2 separate regions of the Homo sapiens genome follow, and region 2 is linked to region 1. A link is a loop called in an ENCODE intact Hi-C map of the cell type or tissue named here. Cell type or tissue: sigmoid colon. All regions are shown on one strand. Links, peaks and the distances in the headings refer to the core of each region. The heading gives the core; the rest is flanking DNA. Region 1 overlaps RPTOR (regulatory associated protein of MTOR complex 1). Region 2 overlaps RPTOR (regulatory associated protein of MTOR complex 1).

Evidence for each region. Hi-C counts contacts between places; a loop is a spot of excess contacts. Peaks named below come from ENCODE experiments on the same cell type or tissue, not always from the same donor. Only the 100,000 strongest peaks of a DNase experiment are listed, where the experiment ranks them.
Region 2: a loop joins it to region 1, with 3 times the contacts of the local background. A loop is called at or near these places in 1 of 110 quality-filtered maps.

What each region holds. Positions count from the first base shown.
Region 1 is chr17:80,769,936-80,778,781 of GRCh38, forward strand. The region is part of intron 6 of RPTOR (regulatory associated protein of MTOR complex 1); the gene reads left to right. Among named protein-coding and RNA genes, the nearest start is that of CHMP6, 220 kb to the right of the region's middle. RefSeq lists an enhancer at 5,213-5,282. In sigmoid colon, for the core only: no CTCF peak of the experiment used is centred there; DNase peaks (open chromatin) are centred at 3,396, 3,806, 4,296, 4,866 and 1 weaker place; H3K27ac peaks cover 434 bases.
Region 2 is chr17:80,954,557-80,963,402 of GRCh38, forward strand. It overlaps RPTOR (regulatory associated protein of MTOR complex 1), which reads left to right. Exons shown (of 34, transcript NM_020761.3): 29 at 3,068-3,174; 30 at 5,522-5,649; 31 at 6,838-6,924; 32 at 7,905-8,021; 33 at 8,372-8,501. Among named protein-coding and RNA genes, the nearest start is that of CHMP6, 33 kb to the right of the region's middle. RefSeq lists an enhancer at 4,831-5,348. In sigmoid colon, for the core only: CTCF peaks have their summits at 4,507 and 7,089; DNase peaks (open chromatin) are centred at 1,915, 4,545, 5,245, 7,205 and 1 weaker place; H3K27ac peaks cover 993 bases.

The DNA.
Region 1 (8,846 bases), core at 635-8,634:
GCCTGCAGAGCCAGTCACACGGGGGTCTCCACCCTTGTCTCAGCCCACTAGTGCTGCTGCACAGGCCCCTGAAACAGGGTAATTTATAAAGAACAGAGTTATTTCTCCCGGTTCTGGAGGCTGGAAGTCCCAGGTCAAGGCATCGGTGGGTTTGGCGTCTGGTGAGGGCTGTTCTCTGCATTCGAGGTGGCGTCTTTTCCCGTGTCCTCCTGGGAGGACTGCTGCATCCTCACATAGCAGAAGGCAGAAGGCAGCAGAGGCTATGTTCCTCCAGCACCCCCGCCTTAAATAAGGTTGCTAAAATCCCACTCAGGATGGCGGAGCCTTGGGATGTAACCGTCATCTAAAGCCCACCTCTTAGCACTGTCACTTCGGGTCCTCAGATCCAACAGGAATTTTAGGAGGGACGTGCCTTCTCAGCGTAGCAGCCCTCTGGGAAATGAAAGCCTGTTTGAGAAGACATGTTCGTATCTCAGCAGCAGCGTGGTCCGGGCTCTCCTGAGGAAGGTGCCCAGGGCATTTGGGGACACAGAGGAGCAAATTTCATCCAGCAGGGGCAGCTCACTGTGTGGGTGAGGCTTAGAACTGGGCATGGCGGTGGCTGTCGGATGGACATGCAGGTTCAGGATCCAGGTATGTCTGTCACCTACCATTTCTAATGGAGGACAACGATATCATCAGTTGTGAACACATCTTCTCTGTTACTGTTCAAGAAGCCATGCTGTTTGCATTCTCTAAGAGGAAAATCGCACTGCTGGTAGCACCTTCAACCTGCAATTCCTACTTACCCGCCTCAAACGCTTCCTGTCTTCACTTTTGCTGTCCGCAAGATCCCCACCTTCCAATCCACAAATGTTTGTACTCAAATTTCCCCAGCAGAACCAGCAATAAAGCACAGAAAGCAGCTGACCTAAGCCCACCCACCTCTTTCCTTAAATCGGGCATCTTCCCCTTAGACAGAGTGTCTGGTTTGCGCTGCTGTCACCACTCAGCTTCTCCCAGCATACAGCGTGTGCTGCCTCTCCTGGCCCGGGGCAGTCCCCTGCCTTCCTGCCATTCCAGCAGCTCTCCCGGAACCATCGAGGTGATCGCTGCCTTCTGAGCCGTCAGCCTCACTGGCCTGTCCCTAATCCTTGCCCCTGAAGAGTCCGCTGCAGAGCTGAAGCAAGGGACACCCCCTTCAGCACCTCCTTCCCTGCCCTGGGGTCTGCGGCTGCCTCTCTGAAGCTCCCACTCTCTGGCCAGCCTCTCTTCCTGCACTTGGACGTATGTTCTCCCACGGCTGTGTTCTTGGCCCTCCTCTTGACGTACTTCTGCCTGTGAGAAACTGCAGCTCATCCAGCGATCACTATCCTGACCCCTCTGAGATAATCCCTCCTTCCTCACGCTCTCCCTCTGCCAGCGCTTTCCTCGTCATATACACCTGCATAAACCTCTCATGCCTGAAACAAAAGGTCCACCCCAGCAAGAGGGCACTCCCGCCGCCCGCTGGCCCTCCTGGGCCTCATTGCCTAGTTCTTTCTCTCCAGGTGCAGTTAAGCTTCAGGACGGAAGGGGGTACCTCCCAAGCCTTTCTGCCCTTCCTGTCCAGCCCTCAATATTGTAATCAGGTCTCCTCAACCTAGAACGCCCCCTCTCCTTCCCAGCCCCAGGTGTTTACCCTGGTTGTTTGTGTTTCTTGTTTTTCTGTGTAATGGAAGGAAGGTATCACCTGAGAGGCCTTAGGAATGACACAGGAAACCCTGCTGCCTCCATTCAGACTTGGGTGGGGTGGGGGTGGGTGGAGGCCAGCTGGCATCTCCCAGGATTTCTGAACCCTCGTGTCCCTCAGCCAGCCACCGCCATGCCCAGCTCCAGGCCTCGCCCCCGATATGGGGGAAGCTGTTGCTGCTGGATCTGACGTGCCCGTCTTCTCGCTCGGGCACCCCAGCTGGTGCGTAGCGAGGCAGTCACAGCTCACTGCAGCCTCGACCTCCTAGGCTCAAGTGATCCTCCCACCTCAGCCTCCCTGGTAACTGGGTCTATAGGTGCACACCACCATGCCTGGCTAATTTTTCACATTTTTTGTAGAAATGGGGTCTTGTTATATTGGCCAGGCTGGTCTTTAACTTCTGGCCTCAAGCAGTCCTCCAACTGCAGCCTCCCAAAGTGCTGGGATTACAGGCCTGACACTAATTTCTGCACATAGAGGTGAGGAGGCACCTCGGGTATCAGGGTAGTGAATGAGTGCCTGGACCACACAGGCCAGAGTCGAAATCTGTTCACCTGCCTTAATCTGCCACTGTTTGGCTGCTTTTAAAAAATAAATGTACATCTTTGTCTTGGATTGTCTTCCTTAATATCACATCCAAAAACTCAATACTAGCAATTTTTCAGAAGACCTCGATGTTTTGGGCAGCCCTTAGACCTCCCTGTCACTTGACCCAAATGGTGCTGGGTTGACCCCAGTCCAGCAGGGACCACCAGTGCTGTCCCCAACATGACTGGTTCCCCCTGTCTCTCCCCCCACATGCCTGGACCCCCTTCCTCTCCCTCCACATGCCTGGACCCCCTTCCTCTCCCTCCACATGCCCTGTTCCCCTTCCCCTCCCCCCCACATGCCTGGTCCCCCACCCCTACCCTCCCCGCCCTTGTCTGGTCTTCAGTGCCTCCCTGATGAGGGGCAGCTGCCCCCATTCTCCTGCGGCAGCTTCACCAGCCACACGGCTCATCCAATGGCTTGGACCTTGTTTCATTCACTAAAGCACCAGCTCTAGCACTGTGAGGTCATTATTGAGTTTGTAAGCAAAAATCTTCTTAAGGAACAGACTAATGTGTATTTAATTTTCATTATGTACCAGGTACATATTAAGACTTTTTGTTTCTTTTAATCTCAGTAATTCCTGTTTTATAGTTCCATTATCCTCATCGTGTAAGTGAAAGGTAAGTGGTGGCAGCCGGACATCAAGGTGTGAACTCGCCTGGGGCTGTACAGGGGCAGAGCCAGGGCTACGATTTGAACCGGGGTTTTCTGACCTGAGCGCTCTTCTCTTCATTACCTTCTGCCTCCTCCTTCTCACCACTTAAGTGGCTTCATGCATGCAGGGCTTTTAAAATGAGATTTTCTCAAAGAGCCGTGTGTCTGCAGGTGGCATGCGCTGGCACTGGGCTATTGGGAGGCACAGAGTTGTTCCTGGGTCTCTCCCACTGGAGAAAGCAGTGTGTTTGGCTGAGCCAGTGACACAGGGCTGCCCGGGAGCGGCACCACCACTCTTGGGACAGGTGGGCAGGCGCTGTTGATGTCCCTGGATGTTGTCCCTTCACCTGCAGTTTGTCACCAAAGCCCCGAGGGACTGTGGTAGAGACACAGCTAGTGGGGACTTCTCTGTTCGCACAGAGACTCTGCAGTTGCAGCTACATCACACTCTGGTAAATAGCGCCTCTGGCAGTGGGTTTTAATATCCACGTTGGTTGTTGAAGCAGTATATTCTAGGGGTGCCTGGGAAGACAGTCGTTTAAAATGTCTCTGCTTTTTATAGGTCAGTTTTTCTTCTTCTTTCTCACTCCCTTGCCAATTGTTGGACTTAAAGTTTGTTGGAAAGGCCCTTCCTTTATTTTGATTTGTGCCTGTGCTTTGCTCCAAGGCAGGCCACTGGGGGCATTTTTTACACCGAGGACTTGGTTGGAACCGTTAACCAGTGGCTGGCTGGTCTGTTTGTTTACAAGGCAGCCCCGCAGCCTTGTTCTGAGCTGGCTGGCTCCTAGATGTTATTTGGATTTGCTTCCTCTGGCACCAGGCCCTCCTCCAGGCAGGCGCTTGGGCAGGCTGGTGGGACTGATGGGTAGCCTTGCTGGGGACGTGTAGTCACTGTGGCGCTGCCAGCAAACTGTTCTTTCTGGAAGAGGAACGCTTGGTGCCTGGGTGTGTTCAGTGTGTTCTGTTGTGCATCAGAGCTCCCTCAGACGTCGACCGCTTCTGATTCCCTCCAGACAGCTCCCGGTGGACACGCAGGGCTATGCGGCCTGCCCTGGGGGCTATGGTGCTGAATCCTGACAAAGGCCCTCTTCTCGGGCTGTCAGAAAGGACGAGGCTGAGTCAGGCTTTAATGTAAACCATCACTCCCTGTTTTTCTATTTCTTCGTTGAAAGAAGCACTGATCATTGTGTTCACTAGAAACACCTCAAGTTTTTAAAAGGCTCCTCTCCTGTTGGTGTGACTCGAGGGCGCTGTGACATCCTGAGAAAGCGGGGACTCTGGGAGTCTGGATGTCAAGCTGGTCCCGTCTCCACCCGCCTTGAGTTCTCGGTTCTCGACAGCGCCCGTGTGATGATGATGCTCACGCTCCGGTGTGACACAGACGGCGCGGGAGCTGCACGGGAGAGTGCTTTGGAAGTGGAAGCCGCAATGTCATGTAAGCTGTTGAGTATGAATTGTATCATATTTCACAATCCACAGAGTATTCTCCCTTATGGTGTCACATTTGCTCTTACTAATAACCCAGGACTTGTCAAAGCAGACGTAGTGCATAAAACATCACTGTGTTACTGATGAGGTACCAGATGCTCCGCGTGCGGCCGTCTGGGGTGGACAGCTTCATTTATGGCAGAGCCAAACAGGAGCCCGGATCTTCTGATCCCAAATCCCGTATTATTTTCACTATTCCATGCTGCCTGCCTTCACCAACGTGAGCTGAAGTTATTACATGTTATCACTTTACTTGATGCCGTGCCGTACTTTACACGAGAACCAGCTTCCCGTTGGGGACTTTACAGAGCTTTCGGCAGGGACAGTAATGGGGGCGGCCCCTGGGAAGCTGTGCAAAGTAGCATTTGCGGCGCCACATCCCGCAGTGTTTCCTGAGGACTCGCTGTGTGCAGGGGACCGTAAGATGCCACAGAGAAATCAAGGAGGCTGCGGACACAGTGTCTGTCCTCAAGTCATTCATCATTCCCTTTCTCTGCCCCTCTGCCGTGGAAGGTTTTCAAGTAATTAAGCTGCTTGCTTATATGCAGCTTTCCTCCACGGGCCCCGCCTGTGCGTAGTCGTGCTCTGGCAGAGTCTCTGCACCTTCCTCCCTCGGGCTCCTGGGCCTGTGTCTGTCCGTCCTCCACTGTCTTGCTGTCTGCATCTTCATGGTGTAAGTCTGGCCCCTCAGCCGCCCCACAAGCCTGGCCCGGGGCCAGGCTTCCAGCCGCTGCTTCAACCCAAAGGTGGAACACCTGTTTCCTGCAGTGGAGAAGATGGGAAAGCCTTTTCTGCAGGGCTTTTACTCCCACTTCCTTCTTGTTTTCAGCCATTTTCTCTGTGCTGTTTTTCTCCTTTCTTCCTGAGACTTTCCCCTTTGACTTGTTCTTAGTCTTCTTTCTTTCTCTTTTGAACAGGTAGCGGTCTTGTTATGTTGCCCAGGATAGTCTCAAACTCCTGGCCTCAAGCGATCCTCTCGCCTCAGCTTTCCAAAGTACTGAGACTGCAGGTGTCAGCCCCATACCCAGCCAGTCTTCTCTTTTCTTTACTTTGAGTTTAGGCTTCTTGAGTTGTTTTCTTCTTCTCAGATGCTTCAGGGGGTAGCTGAGAATGTTGAAAATACTAAAGTGCAGCAGAAGCAAGGAGGCAGAGCCAGCCCTGGTTTCCCACTGATGATCAAATTTCTTTTTAGCTCAGAAATACTGGCTTATGCCTAACCCATCAAAGGTGCAGCATTGTTGGGCACAGGATGAAAAACAGACAGCCCCCACGTTTGGCTGTCAAACCACATGACCCAGAAATAGCCATCATTGTAAGAACCCCAGAGGGAGCCTTTGCTATCTTTTAATTTATTGCACAAATAATATTATAACAGTAAACAATGAAAAGGAAGAAATGAAAGAAAAATTACCCAGAATCCACTGTTTTTGCTATTCCATATTCTTCATACATTTGTCCATATATGCACATAATTTTACTTACTTGGAATTAAATATATTTTGTATTGTTTTTAATTTGAAGATCACTGATTTTATATTGCTATTGATATTTTCAAATTTAGTATTCCATCACATTTATAGACAGTATTACTTAATCATTTCCCTCTCATAAAATTATAGTGCTTGCAAGGAGTTTTTTCCTGTTCATCTTTGCGGTACATAGAACCTTCCTTAGCTGTCCATGGTAGCATGCAGCTGTAGTCTCAGCTACGTGGAAAGCTGAGATGGGAGGGTCACTTGAGCCCAACAGTTTAAAGTTATGATGAGCTATGATTGTGCCACTGTACTCTAGCCTGGGCAACATAGCATAGAGTAAGATCCTGTCTCTTAAAAGAAAAAAATAATAATATTTTCTTATTTTGGACTATTTCTTAGAATATGTTTCTGGGAATAAGATCAGTAGGTCAAAGTATATAGCTCTTGATATCTTTTGCCAAACTTCCTTTTTTTTTTTTTTTTTTTGAGATGGAGTCTCACTCTGTCTTCCCAGGCTGGAGTGCAGTGGCGTGATCTCGGCTCACTGCAAGTTCTGCCTCCTGGATTCAAGCGATTCTCCTGCCTCAGACTCCCAAGTAGCTGGGACTATAGGTGTGCACCACAATGCCCAATACTAATTTTTGTATTTTTAGTAGAGATGGGGTTTCACCATGCTGGCCGGGCTGGTCTTGAACTCCTGACCTTGTGATCCGTCCGCCTCGGCCTCCCAAAGTGCTGGGATTACAGGTGTGAGTCACTGTGCCCGGCGCTGCCAAACTTCTTTACTAAAAGGTTGCTCTAATTACACGGCCCCAAATCACACATATATGAAAGTGTCATTTTCAACACAACATTATTTTCAGAGAGAAAATGTTCCTTACTTTGCATATTGCAGGGGAAAGACTGTATTCTGCAGGTCCTGTACGTGACTGCAAGAAAGGACCAGTATTACAAGGCCAGAGACAGAGAAGGCCCCACAGTGACATCTGGACCGACCAGTATTACAAGGCCGGAGACAGAGAAGGCCCCACAGTGTGACATCTGGACCAAATCTTTTTGGTGAACCCAAGTGCTGAGTTATTGATCAGGAAGTGAAGGGGGAGGCCGGGCGTGGTGGCTCACGCCTGTAATCCCAGCATTTTGGGAGGACGAGGTGGGCAGATTACCTGAGGTCGGGAGTTCAAGACCATCCTGACCAACATGGAGAAACCCTGTCTACTAAAAATACAAAAATTAGCTGGACGTGGTGGTGCACACCTGTAATCCCATCTACTGGGGAGGCTGAGGCAGGAGAATCGCTTGAACCAGGGAGTCGGAGGTTGCAGTGAACCAAGATGGCATCATTGCACTCCCAGTCTTGGCAACAGAGCAAGACCCTCTCAAAAAAAAAAAAAGAAAAAAGAAAGTGAAGGGGGAGCGGAGGCCAGTGTGGGAGGAAGAGACAGGAAAGGTCATCTGGATAGTAAAGATCACCTGGTTTCATGTTATTTCGAAATTTACGGATAATTTTAGATATGTGGTTGAAAACTATTAAAAACTTGAATATTCAAGCAGGACTAGAGAAAGTGTCTCTGGTATGTCTTCATTCCAGCCGTCCTGCTGTGTGTGAAGTGGTATCTCACTGTTCCGCTTTGCATCTCCCTAACGACTAATGACATCAGGCATCTTTTTATGGGCTTATTGGCCTTTGTTGTTTTTTTTTTTGAGATGGAGTCCTTTGAGGTGGGAAAGTTTTATTTTATTTTGGTAAAGTCCATCTTATCTATTTTGTTGTTGCTGTCACCTGTACTTTTAGTGTCATGTTTAAGAAGCCGTTGCTTAATCCAAGGTTATGAAGTTTGACGCCTGCGCCGACTCCAGCACTTTTATAGCTTTAGCTGTTACGTCTAGGCCTTTGGTCCGTTTTGAGTTAATTTTTGTAAATGGTGTGATGAAGTCTTAAATAAGCATAGCTTGGACTTTTGGATCTATTTTTAACTTTGAGAATGTTTTCTGCAGGAATGGCAGAAATAGATGTATTGCTGGAGTGACTTTGGAACTGTATAAAGAAAAGGTGAACGCCAGAGGCTGAAGAGGGAAGGAGCTCTTTCCCTAGCAGGTTTCTGTGTAGCGAGCATCCGTGGCTGGGGTTAAAGTGTTATTTCATTATGCAGTTTATCAAATGGGAAAAGACAAAACCTAAGGGCATTTGTATCTACTCCATACCATAAAAGTTTGCCATTTTACTTTGATCATATAACAACTCTGAAAAATACTGTTTTTCATGGATTAATCAAATTACCAACATTACTTTAAAATCACACCGAGTCACTCTTTCTGTGCCGCAAGGTGCTAGGCCAGTGACATCTCTGATCTTGGGAGCCGCTGTTAGGAGCCTGATGTTAATGACAGATAAAAATTGATGTCAGATAGAAAATTAACCTCCTTCAGGGTATGTGAAACTGCTTCCCCTAATCCTATGTTCTTCCTTAGCAAACCGAATGCAACCCAGGAGCTCTGAAGAAGGAAAATGATCAGCTGTTTATCTGCTTGGCACCCTTTGGAACAGTCATTTTCCCATCTCATTTGAAAGCAGCAGTTAGAAAAATCACAAAGAAATAGTCTTTCTAAAGTTTTCCTTCCATTTTAATTCTTTTGTGTTTTTCTTCATCACATTTTCCATACACCCCACACGATTAAAGAATGGTCATTCTGCGTTTCAAGGGGCCCAGGCGGGAGGATCACTTGAGACTAGGAGTTTGAGACCAGCCTGGGCAACATAGCAACACCCAGTCTGTACCAAACTTTCTTCAAAAAATTAGCCTGGTATGGTGGTGCGCCTATGGTCCCAGCTTCTCGGGAGAAGGAGGCAGGAGGATGACTAGAGCCCGGGAGTTCACCACTACCGTGAGCTGAGATCATGCCACTGCACTCCAGCCCACACAGCA
Region 2 (8,846 bases), core at 553-8,552, 180 kb after region 1:
GGCCTGGGACTGCATTTCAAAAGTAAAATAAAGAATGTATGTATGCCAGCAATTAACAACTAGAAAATGTAATTATAAAACATCATGGGCCAGGCGTGGTGGCTCACGCCTGTAATCCCAGAAGCCGAGGCAGATGGATCACCTGAGGTCAATAGTTCAAGACCAGCCTGACCAACATGGTGAAACCCCATCTCTACTAAAAATACAAAAATTAGCTGGACATGGTGGCAGGTGCCTGTAATCCCAGTTACTCAGGAGGCTGAGGCAGGAGAATCACTTGAACCTGGGAGGCGGAGGTTGCAGTGAGCCAAGATCACACCACTGCACTCCAGCCTGGGCAAAAGTGTGAGACTACATCTCAAAAAAAAAGAAAGAAAGAAAGAAAGAAATCATAGACAACGGGAATAAAAACTGCAAGATACCTAGGAATGAATCCAACAAATGCACTTTCTTCACAGATCAAAGCATAAACTCTAATTGAAGACTATAAAAGGCACATGCAGTGTTCATGGCACCATAGCCATGGATGAAAAGACTCATCATTGTGGAGATTGGCAGTTCTCAAATTAATCTGTGGATTTATTAATACACTTTTGATTATATTCCCAGGAGAGATTTTTATAAAATGCAGACCAGCCAAGGCAATATTGAAGAGGCGCAGACGGCATTAAGAAGCTGCAATTGCAGGGCAGCCAGGCCAAGAGGCACCAGGGCCCTCAGCGCAGCAGTGAGCCCAGAAGGGCCGCAAGTGGCAGGGTACCTCTGCGCACTAGGGAAGGAGCCATGTTGCTAAATGGTGTTGGGACAGCTGATGCCATATAGAAAAGGATGCAGTGATACCCCTACCTCACACCATGCACAAAACACATCACAGTGAGAGACCTAACCTGTAAAAGCCTTTCAGAGAAAAATCAAGAGGAAATCTTCCTAACAGTGAGGAACAAAAAGACAGATTGAACAAGAGATTGAGGGTAAAGACATCAATAGGTTTGACTCTACAGACTTCTTCATGACCACAAGAAAAATGTCACGGTTGTAATGTAAGTGGCAGAATAAGAAAAGATATTTGCAGTATCTACGAGTTACAGAATATATATAAAAATATGTGCAACTGTCTGTCGTGAAAAAAAACGGCAAACACCACACATCGATAAGGATTTGGGGACATTGGCTTGTGTGTGTCCTGCCGAGAGTGTAGATGGTCACCCATTTGGGGAATGAAATGGCCTTCCCTGGGGAGATCAGAGTCATGCAGGATACATGACTGGCAGTTCCGTTCTAGGCGCTTCCTTCTCCACCCGCAAGGACACGTGAAGTTGTTGACTGTGACATGGTTCACAAAGCCAGGGGCAGCTCAAATGACGGGGTTAGTTGTACAGTGGAAGGTAACGCAAGATTAAATGAGTTAACCAGAGCTGTGTGTCTTGGGCCAGATAAATCCTCAAAGCCTAACATTAAAGAAGCAAGTTGCTAGAAAATAGGCCCCATTTTGACACTGAAGAGGTTTTTTGAAATGTGGAAGGCATGTTACGTTGTTGATGAGCGTGCGTAAGCAGGAAAACCTCAGCAGCCCCTGGGAGGCGCCCTCAGCCCAAGGGACAGCCCTCCCAGGCAGGCGCAGGGGCAGACGATGCTTTTACTGTGTCTAAAATTATGCTTCTCTATGAAAAAAAAAAAAAAGAGCAAACAATGGTAAAATGTTAGCAAAGTTAGAGCTGAGTGGTGGGTACAAGGATTACTATGGTGTTCCTTTCTGTATCTTAAAATGGTTATCATTACAGTTTTAGAACTGAATCTGGTTTTAAATACAGGCCGTCACGTGAGGTGGGGGTTGCTCTGCTCTGTCTAATCCCCACACAAAGGGCAGCCCTTGCCCCATTCTCTCCGTCCATCCCTTGCTGACGCCAGCCGTCGGGAGTCAGCCCCTTGCTGTCTGAAGGCTGCCGGCCCGTGGCCCATGCCGAGCTCCTGTTTGTCTCAGAAGAACCGGCTTCCTCAAGCTTTGATAGGGCCAAAAGGAGGACCCTCATCTTCAAGCCTTAACAGCCTTCCTAAAGTCACCCAGACCTGCCAGTTCTGCCCAGGCGTCCAGACGGCAGGCATCTTAGACGTCGCTGCAAGGGTCTGCTCCAGATGGTGAGCACCTTAGACAGACGTTGCTGGAAGGCACTGCTCTGAACGGTGGGCACCTAACAGACGTTCCGGGAAGGCACTGCTCCGGATGTTGGGCATCTTAGATGTTCCTGGAAGGCACTGCTCTGGACAGTGGACACCTTAGACAGATGTTCCTGGAAGGCTCTGCTCCGATGTTCCTGGAAGGCTCTGCTCCGAACAGTGGGCACCTTAGACAGACGTTCCTGGAAGGCTCTGCTCCGAACAGTGGACACCTTAGACAGATGTTCCTGGAAGGCTCTGCTCCCTCTAGCGATGCCTGGGGCATAGTCGAGTCAGGGGAAGACTCAGAGTTCCAGCTCAGAATTGTCGCCCCAGCCTGGACTTGGGAGTTCCAGCTCAGAATTGTCACCCCGGCCTGGACTTGGGAGTTCCAGCTTAGAACTGTCACCCCGGCCTGGACTTGGGAGTTCCAGCTTAGAATTGTCACCCCGGCCTGGACTTGGGAGTTCCAGCTTAGAACTGTCACCCCGGCCTGGACTTGGGAGTTCCAGCTTAGAATTGTCACCCCGGCCTGGACTTGGGAGTTCCAGCTTAGAACTGTCACCCCGGCCTGGACTTGGGAGTTCCAGCTTAGAATTGTCACCCCGGCCTGGACTTGGGAGTTCCAGCTTAGAACTGTCACCCCAGCCTGGACTTGGGAGTTCCAGCTCAGAATTGTCATCCCGGCCCGGACTTGGGAGTTCCAGCTCAGAATTGTCACCCCAGCCTGGACGTGGGGCACACCAGGGTCCCTAGCGGGAGCTCATATGAGGCATATGGACCCACCAGATGGGCTCGATGGTGGCAGGGGTACCTTGTAGCTGCTGGCCAAATTGCTGCCCAGAGCAGGCCCCAAAGCCTGCCCAAGGCAAGGGCCCATGGGGTGATGCCATGTCCCACTGTATCTCTCCAGGAGCTGGGATGGTGGTGGACTGGGAGCAGGAGACCGGCCTCCTCATGAGCTCAGGAGACGTGCGGATCGTCCGGATCTGGGACACAGACCGTGAGATGAAGGTGCAGGTAACCATGCAGGTGTCCCCCAAGCCCTGGGCCTGTGGGGCAGTGTGTGCAGGGCTGGTCCTCGTCACAGAACCCAGCAAAGTGTGCGGTGAGGCCTGGCCATCCCAGGGGTGGAGTCAGGGCCTGGGAGGACAGTGCCGGGACAATGCTGGGAGGAGACGTGGGCTCCCTGAGGCCTCTGGATGAAGGTGAACTGCAACACCCAGCCCTGCGCTGCAGTATGGCTCAGGCTGCGCCAGCTCTGAGTGTTTGCAAGTAGTGTCTTCTCTCTGCAAATTAAGGAATGTCAGAAATCAGTAGGGTGACCAATTGTAAATTAGAATGATTAATTATTTGGAGGCGTTTTTTTTTTTCTTTTGAGATGGGGTCTCACTCTGTCACCCTGCGTCACCCAGGCTGGAGTGCAGTCGTGCAATCACAGCTCACTGCAGCCTCAACCTCCTGGTCCAAGTGATCCTCCCACCTCACCCCCCCCCCCCACCACCAAGTAGCTGGGACTACAGGCATGCACCCACACGCCTGGCTAATTTTTTTAACTTTTTGTAGAAACAGGGGTCTCAGTATTTGCCCAAGCTGGTCTCGAATTCCTGGCTCCGGCAATCTTCCTGCCTTGGCCTCCCAAAGCACTGGGATTATAGGTGTGAGCCGCTACAGAAGACAGAAGATTTTTGTTTCTTTTTTTTTTTTTTTTTTTTTTTGAGACAGAGTCTTGCCTTGTCGCCCAGGCTGGAGTGCAGTGGCGCGATCTCGGCTCACTGCAAGCTCCGCCTCCTGGGTTCATGCCATTCTTCTGCCTCAGCCTCCCGAGTAGCTGGGACTACAAGCGCCCACCACCACGCCCAGCTAATTTTTTTTTTGTATTTTTAGTGGAGACGGCGTTTCACGTGTTAGCCAGAATGGTCTCTATCTCCTGACCTCGTGATCCGCCCACCTCAGCCTCCCAAAGTGCTGGGATTACAGGCGTGAGCCACTGCGCCCGGCCAGAAGCCTCTTTGCTTCTTAAAGCATCTGCTATTTTCAGTTTTGACAAAAAGCGGAGTACATTGGTTTTGCCCAAGACAGCCTGGAAAAGTGGTAGAGACCTAAGCAGGCCGCGCTCAGCAGAAATCTAACTGCATTGACTTCATTTGGAGCAGAGGCGAGACCACAGATACTGTGAGGGGCAGCGCCTGAGGTGGCTTTAGAGCCAGTATTCCCTTCCTCTGGGTCCCCAGGGAGAGGTGTGGCACAGAGGCCATACCCAGCCTCTCTCCCGGGCAGGCCATCTGGTGTCAGGAGGGATGGCTCAGCCCTGCTGCCGTAGAGGGCGGTGTGGAGCAGGCCCAGCAGAGGGGAGGCCTGGGCACCCTCAGCTGCTCGAAGCTGCTGTGGTTGCTCTGGGCAGCAGCAGCCCGAGAACCTGGCCCAGGCCTTCCCGTGTGGGCAGCCTCCCCTCTGACGTGACCGTGGATCCCTCGAGGCACCAGCAGCTTTCATGGCACCTTCTTTGGGGTGGGGGGGTCTTGCACCTGTCTGGAGCTGTGGCTCCACACGAGACGTAGCCCTCAGGGCACAGCGTGGACACCCTGATCCTCAGGGTCTGGTCACCAGTGGGGGCTTAGAGGCCCAGGTGGCCTGCGGGGCAGGTGCTGTTCCTGCAGAGGTGGGTGGAGGCACAGAGCGCAGCAGGTGCTCCCAGAGCCGGCTCTGCCCCTCGCAGGGGTCTGGCCCCATCATCCCCACGCCTGTGTTTCCTCCTGGAGTGCACAACCCAGCACCGCCCATCGTGCGTGGAAAGCGCTCTCCCTCTCGTGGCCCTTTTCCTCCTGCGTCCCTGGCAGGTGCCATCGCCCCCGCCCCCGCTTCTCCAGCACTTAGAGCCCCCGAGGGAGCCAGATGACCCCTCCTGGACTCGTCCCATAGCTCATTAGAAGTTCTGAGACGCAGCCAGTGAGGAGTCCTTGCCAAAATGTGCTTTGCTTTCCTTTTTAGGAAACAGAGAGAGGTTGGAAGTTTAATTGGCACTGACAGCCAGTCCTTCCCAGAGGCGTTTGCAGGCCTCCGCTCGGGGTGGGGCTGGCCTCTGCCTCACTGGCTGGGTCCCAGGCGCCTCAGGGCCTCAGGGCTGTCCCTCCAGGGCCAAGGGATAAGGGCGTGACTCATTGTCCTGCCAGCCCCTGCCTCTCCCTGGGACTCCTGGGCTCCCCAGGCCTTTGATGCTTCCCTGGATAGAGAGAAAGGCCCCTGCAGCCAGGGAGGGTGATCCCCACAGCCAGGCAGGCAGCAAGAGGGGTCCTGGCGCTGCAGGACAGCAGGGAGGGTGGCTCGGTGCCCCGGTCTTCACCGGGCTGCCTGTGTTTGGCTCTAGGACATCCCTACGGGCGCAGACAGCTGTGTGACGAGTCTGTCCTGTGATTCCCACCGCTCACTCATCGTGGCTGGCCTCGGTGACGGCTCCATCCGCGTCTACGACAGAAGGATGGCACTCAGCGAATGGTACCTTGACCCTGTCCTCTCCCTCCCCGAGTGCTGGCAGGGTACCTTCCAGGTGGTAGGGCCGTGTCACTGCCATTTGGTTGGGTCCAGGTTTCTCAGTGAGATGCAAAGCTTCCCCAGGAGCCTGCAGTGGCGTATTTAGGCCAGTCCTGGGCTCCCCAAAGCCGCCAGGCCCGTCCCACTGAGGCCCATCCCACAAAGGTCTGCCCCACAGAGGTCCACCCCACAGCCTATGGAGGAGCACAGGGGACAGGCCATGTGGGATGAGCCAGTGGACTGGAGGCAGAGGCTGTCGGGGTGAGGCAGGGCCGCAGCCAGGCACCTGCCACCTCTGAGCTCACCTGAACAGAATACTGCCACTGCCTGCCACCTCCTGGGTCATGCAGCAAGTGTCTGGGGAGGGATGTCTGAGGGCACACACGTGGGCACAGCAGCCCTGGGCACTGCCTCCACTGAGCACCCCTGTGGGCAGGTGCTGTCCGCGTCTGGCAGAGGACAGGGTACACGCATGGGCACAGCAGCCCTGGGCACTGCCTCCACTGAGCACCCCTGTGGGCAGGTGCTGTCCATGTCTGGCAGGGGACAGGGCACACGCGTGGGCACAGCAGCCCCGGGCACTGCCTCTGCTGAGCACCCCCGTGGGCAGGTGCTGTCCGGGCCTAGCAGGGGACAGTCCGTCTTGGCCCACACGGCTCATGCAGCAGAAGTAAATTTCACCCAGCACAGAGCGAGGATTCCCAGAAGGTCCTTGTGCCTCCAGCTTCATCAGCTTTAGGTCTGGGATTCTCATTCCTGACCCTCCAGTCTGCACAGATCGGGGAGACACAATGAGGAGTTTTGAGGGAAGCAAAGCAAAGGGTGGGCAGGGCCTGGGAGCGCTGCGATGGCCGCCTGGCCCCCGTCTCTGGGCAGCTTCCATGTGGCTCAGACAGTCCTCCAGCGGCCTGACGGTGACCTAGGGCCCAGCCCTGAGCCAGCCTGGGGAGGACACAGGGGGTCTCTGCTGGAGCAGGTCACCTGGAGGGGGCTCTGACCCTGCGTGAGCACTAGCCCCTCGTGGGGAGCGGACGGGCGAGGGCCTGCGGACCCGCTGGCACAGGCAGACCTGGGCAGCTCCCGGTGAGAGCCCCGAAGGGTGGGGACGTCCTTCAGGGAAGCCCCACGCTGAGCGTGCCCCCTCCCCTACAGCCGCGTCATGACGTACCGGGAGCACACAGCCTGGGTGGTGAAGGCCTCCCTGCAGAAGCGTCCCGACGGCCACATCGTGAGTGTGAGGTGAGGAGCGCCGATATTTAGCAGCCGTTCTGCTGTAAAAACATTATTTTCCCCTCCATTTAAAATACGTCCTTGGTATTTAAACAGCTGGAAGGGGATGGCATTTCGGGCAGTAATTAACTCCTGCCCTGGAACTGGCCAGAAAGATCAGGCGCAGCCCGTAGGGGCCCAGGGGCCACAGCTGCTCCCCTGCTGGGGGACACCTGACCTGCAGGCGCTTTGGGAACTTTCCTGGGCTGCCAACTGCGGAGGGTTCCGGGGGGAGTTGGGCAGCTGCTCTCCCTCCACGGGCAGGGGTGGCAGGGTGGCAGGGGCGGCGCGTCTGCCAGGCACGTGGCAGTTGTCTGCACATAAATTCAGTTCTGCCTCTTGGTAAATACAGCACCAAGAGCAGGGAATATTTATTTGCCTATTAAAGGAAGAGCAAGATGTAATTTATGAATGCAAAGCCAGCATTTCTTCAAAGAGATGCTCTTTTCCCCCTTGTTTGTGATATAAAAACCAAACATAACTCTTGGGATGGACGCCTGCTGGGGGTGGAAGGCAGGAGCCACGGGGCCTCAAAAGGGCCAGGCCATCCCTCTCTCGGGCCACAGCCTGCCATCCAGGCTCTGTCTCCCGGGACTGCAGGCCCCGGTTGCATGAAATCTAATCTCTAGCTGGAAATGAAACCAGGAGCTCACAGCCTCCTCCCGCATCTGTGCTCATGGTCATTTCTCTAGGCCAGAAAGCTCCGCGCCTTTTCTGGCTCTGAGAGAGCTTGTGGGGGACAGCCTTGGCCCTGAGACCAGTATGGGTGCATGTCTGGGCCCCACCTGGGCAGCCCTCACTGGGGACGCTGAGCATCCAGGCAGCTTTTTCCTTGAGCAGTGTGTGTGCAAACAGGTGTGCGACCCCACACACCTGGTTCCACCGTCCCCCTGGCCAGGCCCCTCATGGGGCCTCCGGGAGGAGGTGTCACTGTGACCCTCTCTTGGCAGCGTCAATGGAGATGTGCGCATCTTTGATCCCCGGATGCCTGAGTCGGTAAATGTGCTTCAGATCGTGAAGGGGCTGACGGCCCTGGACATCCACCCCCAGGCGGACCTGATCGCATGGTAGGCGCCACCCACCTCCCTGGCCTGCACCGCTCACCCGCCTCGGGCCTCTGTGCAAACGGGAGGCTCTTGTGTTCCTGCCCCCAGGAGCTGAAGGAGGGCAGGGGAGGATTTCACTGCTGTGGGGACATAAAAACAAAAGATGTCTGCCCACCACATCCTCCCAGGATAAACTCTCAGGGCCCTGCCAGGCCCGAGTCCTCAGTGAGAGTGACCAGAGGGTCACACCTGCCCCGAGCCAGCCTGTCCCCGTGGTCTAGCCGGCCTGTCCCCGCGGTCTCGGCATCTGCGCCCATCTTCCATCCTCAAAGAAGAGGGCAGTGATGCCGGGACCCTTTCTCTCCCCACAGTGGCTCCGTCAATCAGTTCACCGCCATCTACAACAGCAGCGGAGAGCTCATCAACAACATCAAGTACTACGACGGCTTCATGGGCCAGCGGGTCGGCGCCATCAGCTGCCTGGCCTTCCACCCGCACTGGGTCAGTGTGGCGGTGGGTGGGGGTCGGGGGTCGGGGGCTGGGGTAGAGGGATGGGAGGCAAGGGGACAAGGCAGCAGGGGTCCTGCCTGGCTACCCCACACCACAGTGGGGCCCATTGGCTGCCTGAGGGAGGGACTTGCCTGGGTCCCAGGATCTCTAGGGCCCCTGCCCCACCCTGCACTCGCCCCGGAAGCAGAGCCCCAGTCCCGTCACTCCGGGAGGAATTGACACACAGTGGCTGGGGCAAAGCTCCTGCCCTCAGACCCTGCACTAAAGCCATCCCTGGGGACCTCCAGGAGAGTCGCTCGGGGTGTCCATCCCTGTGCGGCCCTCACCCCGTCCCCT